Linked DNA regions of Mus musculus: region 2 is linked to region 1. Evidence: chromatin loops called from intact Hi-C (ENCODE). Cell type or tissue: heart. All regions are shown on one strand.

What was found. A loop is a pair of places that touch in the nucleus more often than their neighbours do. Peaks named below come from ENCODE experiments on the same cell type or tissue, not always from the same donor. Only the 100,000 strongest peaks of a DNase experiment are listed, where the experiment ranks them.
Region 2: it touches region 1 in a loop (1.8-fold over the local background); 2 of 42 quality-filtered maps call a loop at or near these places.

What each region holds. Positions count from the first base shown.
Region 1 is chr7:143,294,642-143,299,641 of GRCm38, reverse strand. The region is part of intron 11 of Kcnq1 (potassium voltage-gated channel, subfamily Q, member 1); the gene reads right to left. Kcnq1ot1 (KCNQ1 overlapping transcript 1) reads left to right here and starts at 3,095. Exons shown (of 1, transcript NR_001461.5): 1 at 3,095-5,000. In heart, a CTCF peak has its summit at 3,108; DNase peaks (open chromatin) are centred at 2,951 and 4,064; H3K4me3 peaks cover 2,279 bases; H3K27ac peaks cover 2,538 bases.
Region 2 is chr7:143,235,109-143,240,108 of GRCm38, reverse strand. The region is part of intron 10 of Kcnq1 (potassium voltage-gated channel, subfamily Q, member 1); the gene reads right to left. It overlaps Kcnq1ot1 (KCNQ1 overlapping transcript 1), which reads left to right. Exons shown (of 1, transcript NR_001461.5): 1 at 1-5,000. Among named protein-coding and RNA genes, the nearest start is that of Kcnq1ot1, 59 kb to the left of the region's middle. In heart, no CTCF peak of the experiment used is centred here; no DNase peak of the experiment used is centred here.

The DNA.
Region 1 (5,000 bases):
CTTGTTTCTCAATGAGACATCAAATACATTCAGATCAAGCTCTATCCTCTCTGGTCTCCCTGAAAAGAGTAGAGAGGCAGGGTTTGGGGGTGGCATATAGCAGCTATACTGAGCTTGACAGGCAGAGCTAGTTGTTTGACAGCACCCCATGATCCGGAAGAGGGTGGTGTCAATTGAGCCTATGACCCAAAGGAAAAGGACAGGTTTTTTGGCCTAACCGACTTCAAAGATTGACCTATGGAGACCTCTTGAAAGCACAGTGAGGTATATACCAGATGTCATCAAAAGGAAATTGATTAGGGACAGAACTGAGGGCCCAGAATCTACAAACTGACAACAGACACTCTTGAATCTACTTGTTGGGTATGTCATGACTAAAGACACAATTAGAACTCAGACTTTAAGTATACCATTAAATAAACTAAATTTTCATAATTAAAACAACAAACCAAAACAAAACTATTCTCAGCCTGGTGGGGAGGTTGTGATATACAACCTTTAATTCCAGCACTCAGGAGGAAGAGGCAGGCAGATTTCTGTGAGTGTGAGTCCAGCGTGGTCTACCGAGCTAGTTCCAGGAAAGCCAAGGCTACTCGAAGAAACACTGTCTTAGAAAACAAAACAGAACAGAACAAGTACAACAACAAACCCAAAACAAATAAACAAACAACCCATTATCAAGATAGAATCCCTATCAAGCTCCCAGGAAGGTGTCACTCCTCTAAGTGACCTTGCTTCAGTTAGCTTCCGAGCTTACTCACATATTTGAATAAAACAGACCTTTGGGAAACCCACAGGTGAGGCCTGGAGGGTCAGCAAGGCACTTTGTAAGACACAGCTTCCCTAGGCAGCAGAGATCTACCCATTTGGTTTGGATTAAGAACATCCATAACAGGCGGTTGGTAACACACACTTTTAATTTCAGTAGTTAGAAGACAGAGGCAGGAGGATCTCCAAGAGTTAGAGTCCAGCCTGGTCTACAGAGCAAGTTCCAGGACAGCCAAGGCTACATAGAGAAACCCTGCCTAGAAAAAACAAAACCAATCAATCAACCAAACAAAAAGAACATCCATAACATTTTGAAAAGGTGCCTACATTTCTTACTGGGAGTTGTGTTTTGGTAAAACATGTGGATAGTCTCTAAAGAACTGGGGGTTCCACTCCCCTTACCTTCCCTGCAAGAAACAGGCCTGCAGGAACAGGATCCAAGGAAAATGCCTGGCCTTCTAGGCCAGAGGAGGCAAACAAAGGCTTAGGCCTCAGAGCTAAGCTGGGACAGTGCTTAGAGTAAGGAAGAGCAGGGTTTCAAATCAGAGCCCCATGGCCCCTTCACATTCTCTTGGTGCCTGGCTTAGCAGCTTCATGGGGTTCAGCAGCAGCATCTCTAGTAGACAGATGGGAAACAAGACAGAGAGGGTTCCCTGATCTCAGCCAAGGGGAGCAGATAACCACGTTTACCATGTGGCCCTGATGCCCCTCTTAGAGGTCAATTGGAAGGCTGGCAATGGCAGGAAGCAGGTGCCTAGTCACTTATGCTGGGGAAGTGGAAGGGGCCATTTGTGGCAAAAGATCCCAGGCTTCACTTCCAAGATGCAAGCTCAAAGCTAATATGATGAATTTAAAGATGGTGACAGGTTCTTGAGGGACCCCATTAACTGCACATCTGCTCTGGGATAGGCAGAAAAGAAAACCACCCATCAGGTAGGAGGGTAGGACTGGCCCTTTGAATCAAATGCAGCATGTTCCAGACGGGCCCAAAAGGAATTGGCAAAGCAGATGTGTGGCCTGGTAGGAGGTGGGGTACCAAGCTAGGAGTAGCTTCTGAGGGTAAAAAGGAACTGTCTGTTGCTAGAGGATGACACCAGTTTCTCTTTTCTCCAGCTAAATAACAACAGGAGAAAAAAAGAGAAAAAGAACAGAAAAGAAAAAGAAAAAGAAAAAAAACCCAAACCTAAAAACCGTGCCTTCCCCTCCTTCCCCCACATATACTCAGTCATCTTTGGCAAGAGAGCTTCCTGGCTGTTTTTGTAGACATATATTTTCAGCAAAAGCAGTTAAGATGTATGGCTTCCTTGCGTGCTTTAGATGACCACACCCTGGCCTGTTCACAGGACTGGCTCTCCCTCCCCTTCCCCTAAATCCTGTTTGAAGTCAATTCTGGGTAGGGGTGGTTTGGAGAATATACCCAGAGTTCCACATGCTAAAACTATAGTTTGCACAGAAATCTGCATTCCCCCCCCTCGCCCCAGGCTTGCTTATGAATCCTGGGCAAGTGGATTGTCCCCCAAATCTGGCATTTTGTCAAGTTTCTCCAGGCTTTAGGTCAATGCTAGATACAGGGTGGTGCGTAGACAGTGTTAGTCAAATAAATGCATGGATAAGTAAGTGGACAGAGTGGAAACGATCCTGAACACTCCAGTGACAGGGCCAGGAACCAAGAGAATCTGGAGGATGGGTCGAGTGGCTGGGGTCTAACCTCAGGACTATCATTACCTAGTTTTATAACATGGGCAGACCCAGGGCCCCCTCCTTTTCATAAGTAAGATAGCCCCAAGACTTTCCTTACTTGGTGATTAAAAAAAAAAAAACAAGCAGGGTGGCCTCCTTGTGTGCTTTAGATGACCACACCCTGGCCTGCACAGTAGGATTCCATGGGACAGCTGAGAGGGTGGATTGCTTTTTTGCATCCCAAGGTCAGGCCAGAGCCAGGGGCATACTCATCTTTGGCCATGAAACCGTTTAGGTACATTGGCTGCCTCAGGTATCTGCCCTGTACTGCATTGAGGTTGGTCTCACACTTATTCAGAGTTAAGAACCCCAGGTTCAGCTAGGAAGGGATGAGGAAGGTAGGCCTTAAGGGGTGGTGGACCCAGCAGGCTAGGTCGTACAATCCTGTACAAGCTCACCCAATCCAAATGCTGGAGACATCAGGCTGTTTCCTCTTGGCCAATAAAAATAGTCAGCACAGAGCTATCTGTATCCAGCCTATCATGAGGAAGAGCTCCCTAGTCATTATTCAGCATCTGTCCAATCAACAGTGTCGTGGCTGCCACGTCACCAAGGTCTTGGTAGGTGGCCTAGCCGTTGTCGCTAGGAGGAACAGTTGCCTCAGCACGTCTGCGCAGCTTTCCTTGCGGCGCCCCTCCGCGTGGTCTATGATGGTGCATTTTGGTCCAGTCAGGCCCGGTGTGGTCGGCCTCATTTTGGATTACTTCGGTGGGCTTCTCCTCGGCGTGGTTACGGTCTAGTACACCTTAGTGTGCTTTTCTCTGCATGGTCCTTCCCAGCGTGGCTCGTCTCAGCAGCGTGGTTTTCATCCGTGTGATCGTCCTCTGCATGGTTTTTCACGGTGAGGTCATATCAGCCAGCCACCAGCCTCAGCATATTTGTCCACAGTTCTTTTGGAGCTGCCTCTGCTCGGATCACTTGAGCACTACACCTCAGTCCCGACTAGCCATCCTCAGTGTGCTTTGCTCAACGCGATCCTCCTCAGTGTTTGTCCTGAGCCTAGACCTCCATGGTGAGGTCTTATCTTGTTTCGTCATGGTGGTCGGCGATATGGTCCGATCTGCCTCAGCAATTGGGTCACTTCCGTGTGGATCGTTTCAGCACGGATCACTCCAGCGCGGTCGGCTGCCTTGGCGCGATCCACTTGGCTTCTCAGCATTTTTTTTTAGCCTGCTGGGTTCTCTCAGTTTTTCTTCAACACGCTTCTTTTCCCTCTGTGTGATTCTACTTGGAGAGCTTTTCTGTTCAGCTTGGTTCCCAGCGCTTCTTTTTCTCGGCATGGTTCTCCTAGGTATGGTTTTTTTCTCAGCGCGGGTTTCTTCTCTGAGTCAGCACGGCACAAGTCGCAAGTCCGCGTGGCCGCGCTCATCATAGCCTCCCCCTCCTCGCGGCAAGCACTCACGGCCAGAAGCAGAGGTGATTCGTGCCGCGCTTTCGCGGCTGGGCTCCATCTTCGTTTTGCCGCAGTGGCTCCGTATTCGTTTTGCAGTTACGGCTCGGTCCTCGTTTCACGGCCGGTCCTCGTTTCACGGCCGTGGCTCAGTTCTCGTATTTTGCGTCCACGTCCCCATCTTTGTGGCCCAGGCTTACAGAAGCAGGGGTGGTCTTGAGGCCCTTTGAGCCCCGAGGTCGGTCGAGTCCCAAGGTGAGTGGCCTAGGACACCGGCTCAGGCCTTCGGATTCTAAACCCCGGGCCGAGTCAGAACGCACTGGAGCTGAAACCGAATCGGGTCTGGAGACCCCTGAGCTTTGTAGCCCGGTGTGGCCAGCACCAAGGTAGTGAGTGGAGTACGTGTTGTTATGTGGTAGCTGTTTTAATGCTGAGAGTGAGGGGCTCCGTTCGGAATGTTCGCGCATGGTGGGGGAAGGGTATCGTGGAACTGAGGCTGGGGAAGGCTGCTTATTCGGAGTTTTGAACCGAGTTGTGATCTAGCTCTTGGATCCGAGTTGGGTGTGTGTATGTGTGGGTCTACAGTGGTTCCGAGTCTAGAGTGGAGTCACGATTGGAATCGGGTAGAGATTCGGGTCTGGAGCCGACTCGGAATTCAGGTGTGGGGGATTGGGAACTTGGGGTGGAGGCCGCAGTGGTTGCAGTGGGTTCTTAACCTTCCTTGTGCTTTGACCCTTTAATACAGTTACTCATGTTGTGGTGACCTCCAACCATAAAATTAATTTCATTGCTACCTCATAACTGCAATGTTGCTACTGTTATGAGTCATTATGTAAATACCTGTGTTTTCCGATGGTCTTAGGCGATCCCTATGAAAGGGTTGTTCAAGCCTAAAGGGGTCACGACCCACACGTTGAGACCTGCAGAGTCAGAATCAGGTCTGAATTGGGGGAATAGCAGAACTGGGAGTTACCTCCAGATTTTCAGTTGGGATTTGATTCTTTTCTGTGGTTTTAAATTGAGATCCCAGAGGCTCAGGTCTCTGTTGGGGACCAGACTGAGGGTTTCTAGTTATATTCAGGACCTGACTGGGCAGTACAGT
Region 2 (5,000 bases), 60 kb after region 1:
AGGCTACTGTGGAGGAAAAGGATAGAATATGAAACATAATATTAAAGGATAATTTAAAATTAACCTATTTTAATGCATTGCTGTAAAGCTTTGGGGATCCAGAAACTATATTACTTGTAAAAGAATAGGTAAGTAAAGATGAAAGGAAAAGAAAATAGCATGTTAAAATACAATCTAAGTTCACTCAACTAATCTGTAGTAAAGGAACAAAAATAAGAATGGAGAAAAATGTTCTTTTTTTTTTCAACAAATGGTGATAAAATAATGATAGCCACATGGAAAATGTAAGAATCTAGATACAGACTTTATACCCAATAAATAAAAAATAAGTTGAGAATGGATCGCAGACATCAATGTAAAAGTAGAAAATAGAAAATATCTTCACATAATACAGACCTAAAAAAATTCCAAACCTTGCACTAAAGAACTAAGTCATTTTGCATTTGTAGTTTGATATTAAGAAAAAAAAAACATGTTAAACTGTTGCCACCTCTATTCAACATAATGGTGAATGGTTTAACTGGATCAAATGGATTAGCTGGACACATGTAACACATGTAAATTGGAAAGGAAGTAATAAACAAGATTCCTCATAAGATTGTATATGGTAAATTCAGTAGTGCAAAAGAATATCAGTACACAAGTTTCATTTCTATACATCAAAATTGATATTTAAGAGTACCATTGACATAATTTCATTTGAGGCAGCAGTATGTTATCCACAGCTTTGATGGCCAGGCTACCTCGTAATTATTCTTGATTTCATAGATGATAAATCTGAAAAACTATATTGTTTTGCCCTTACTACAATAGGAACCACTGCATCCAACCAATTCTTGATTCTTGCACTTAAATAGGTCTTAGCTCATTCATACCAGATTGTAAATACAATGGATGTATACCAAAATTAAGGAACACTGTCCCAATATAATGAGAAATACTAAAAACCCAAAGAGAGCCGGGAAGATATCCATTTGGTAAAGCATTTGGCAAAATGCTTTTAAAGCATGAGGATCTGAGGGTGAGCCCTGGAACTCATGTGAAAATGTCATGTATATTGGATGTTTGCAGTCACAGTGATGGAATGGAAGGAAGAGAATCCAAAGAGTTTAGTAATTTGGCAGTCTGGCCTATTTGGTCAAGTCGAGACTATCTCAATGGAGGTGGATAGCATTTCTAGTTAAGAAAGTGGAGGCTGTCCTCTGACTTAGAACACATGAATATGCACAAACATGCACCTACATATATATCTTTGTATATAAAAGAACAAGGCCATTATCAAAGAAATACAAGTCATGTTCCAGTAACCGACTCCAAAAAACCAGGCACATTAACTTAGTGACAATTTAAAATGAGTTAAGAATAGCCAACTAAAAGAGAACTGGGAGAGTACAATCTGAAAAACAATACATGAACAAATGAGTTTCAATAAAGCTATAGAAAGCAAAGCCAAATTCTGGAGGTGAAGAGTACAGTGAAAGGAAAATTGTAAGACTGGCTCAAAACAAGATTTTTCAATTAAAACTGGAAACCTTGACCTTGAAAAGAACACTTGGACCAAATGGATTTAACAGATCTATAGAACATTTTATCTCAAAACAAAAGAATATATCCTCTCAGCACCTCATGAACCTTCTCCAAAATTGGCCAAATAATCACACACAAAAAGCCTTAAAGAATCCAAGAACACTGAAGTGATTCCATGCATTCTATCAGATCACCACAGACTAAGGCTGGACTGAAATAACAACAAAAACAATGAAAATCCCACATACTCATGGAAACTGGATGCTCTAGTCAATGATAACTTGGTCCAGGAAAAAATTTAAAACTTTCTAGAATTCAATGAAAATGAAAGCATAGCATACCCAGACTTAATGGGACACAATGAAAGCAGTGTTGAGGACAATAGCACTAAGCGCCTTCATAAAGAAACTGATCCTATACTAGCAACTTATAGCACACTTGAAAGCTCTAAAATGAAAAGAAGTAAACACATCCAAAGGGAGTAAATGGCAATAAATAGCCAAACTCAAGATTGAAATCAACCTATTAGAAACAAACAAAATACAAAAACTCAACAAAACCAAGAGCTGGTTCTTTGAAAAACACCAACAAGGTAGATAAACCCTTAGCCAAACTATCTAAAGGGAACAGAGCCAGTATTCAGTTTAACAAAATCAAAAATGTAAAGCGAGACATTGAGGAAATTGAAAAAAACATTAGATCTTACTACAAGAGACTTAACAAAACTGGAAAATCTAGATGAAATGGTTGGCTTTCCAGACAGATACCATGTACTAAAGTTAAATCAAGATCAGGCAAACTAAAACAAGAACAAACAAACAAAAACCAACCAAACAAACTACAAAAAAAACAGCCCAGCGCCAGATGGTTTTAGTGCAGAATTCTACCAACATTAAAAAATGAGCTAATACTAATACTCAAACTATCCCACACAATAGAAACAGAAGGAACACTACCTAATTCATTCTGCGAAGGCACAGTTACTCTGACACCTAAATCACACAAAGACTCAACAAAACTTCAGACCAGTTTTGCTTTTGAATATTGACACAAAAATACACAATAAAATTCTTGCAAATTCAATCCATAAACATATCAAAGCCATCATTTACCAGGATCAAGTAGGCTTCATCCCAGGGCTTCAGGAATGGTTCAATATATGAAAATCCATAAACATCATCCACCATATACACAAACAGAAAAAAAACATGATTATCTCATTAGATGCTGAAAAGGCCTTTGATATTAAAATTCTTGGAGAGAGCAGGAATTCATGGCACATATCTAAACATAATAAGAGCAATAAATAGCAAACTGACAACCAACATCAAATTAAATGGAGAGAAACTTGAAACAATCCCACTAAAATCAGGAACAAGTCTTCCCACTCTCTCCCTGTCTTTAATATAGTACTCAAAAGTTCTAGCTAGAGTAGTTAGACAACAAAAGAATCAAGGGGATATAAATTGGAAAGGAAGAAGTCAAGTTATTACTATTTGCAGAGAACTCCTACAGCGGATAAACAACTTCAGCAAAGTGGCTGGATATGAAATTAACGGAAACAAATCAGTAACCTTCCTTTATATAAATGATAGATGGGCTGAGAAAGAAATTAGGGAAACAAAACCCTTCACAATAGCCACACATAATATATCTTGGTGTAACTTTAACCAAGTGAAAGATCTGAATGACAAGAAGGGGAACGGGGAGTGGGAGAGAGGAACCTGATCTTGTATTGGGTGAGGGAAAAGGACTGAAGCCCCAAGGGCCAGCAGAAAGAATGTAAACAGGCATCCTCAGGAAATAGGAGGTTGGGGGACCCCCCCCCAGAACGTACCATTGACCTGGGAGGTGAAAGACTTCCAGGACTCAAAGTGAGGGACCTTAGATGAAATGCCTGACAGTAGATAGAGGGAACTTATAAACTCCAGCAGGAAGACAGGACATCAAGTGAGGGATGGGATTTCCATCCCACAGTCACACATCTGACCCAAAATCGTTCCTGTCTGAAAGAATTACAAGGATGGAAATGGAGAGGAGCCTGAGGAAAAGAAGGTCCATTGACAGGCCCAAAGAGGGATCCAGCTCACGGGGAGATCCCAAGGCCTGACACTACTACTAAGGCTATAGAGTGCTCACAACAAGGGATCTATTATGAATGCTCTCTGAAAGACCCAAAAAAACAGCTGAAAGAAGCAGATGCAGATAGTTGCACCCAACCAATGGAAAGAAGCAGTTGACCCCTGTTGTTGAATTAGGGAAGGCTGACAGAAGCTGAGGAGAAGGGTGATCCTGTAGGAGGACCAGCAGTCTCAATCTGGACCCCTGAGATAACCCAAACATTGGACCACCAAACAGGACATACCAACTGATATGAGGTCCCCAACACACATACAGGAGAATTCCGGATCTGTGTTCATTCAGAGATGATGAACTTAAACCTTAAGAGAGTGGAAGCCTCAGGAAATTGGGGATGGATGGGGGGGGGGTGACAAATAGAATATGGAGTGTAAAAATTAATTAAAAATAATTTTAAAAAGAACTTCAAGTCCCTAAAGAACAAAGATGAAAAGATCTCCTCCCATGCACATGGACCTGTGGATTAACATAAACATCTTACCAAAAGTAAGCTACTGTTCAATGCAATGCCCATCAAAGTTCTAATACAGTTCTTCACAGACATGGAAAGAGTAACTCTCAACAGAGTTACTCAACATCATATGGAAAAACAAAGACCCAGGATAACAAAAACAGTTCTTAACAGTAAAAGATCTTCCGGGGAAAATAATAATTCCTGGCCTCAAGCTGTACAATCAAGCAATTGTGATGAAGATCACGTGGTATTGGTACAGAGACAGAAGTTGCCCAGTGGAATAGAATCGAAGACCCAGAAATAAACCCACACACCTATGGACACTTGATCTTTGATAAAGAGGGCATCTGAAATCAAGAAAATAGAAAAGTGAAAAGATCTCCTTGAGGGTTCGTGGAATGAAATCATGATCATTAAATTTCCCAATTGTAGAGTTTAAATAGAAGAGACAGAGAAAGAAAATTCATTTGAGTACATAAACTATTGAGAACCAGGCCAATCCAAAGCATTCTCAGAGGCCCTAATGAAGGAGAAAAGTAATCTCTTTATTCCAAACTTTAATCTATCCCCTATTTTTTGAAAACCTGATCCTCTCTCTCAAGGTTCTGTTACTGAAGGTTTGCCAGCTAGTCCATGCCAGTAAATAATCATTGAAAATTCAGATATATGAACAAAATGGACATTCAGGTATATGATAGGTTCAATACAACAATGTAGACAACACACATTAAAGATTGAAAGATTAATTCTATCAGTGCATTTCTTAGCATATATCAAAGTATGAAATTCACTGGTTAAGTATAGAGGTAAAACAAAACAACCAGCCAAACAAAAGACAGTCACAAACCTCATTTTAGATTTAAGAGCATATAGACTGAAA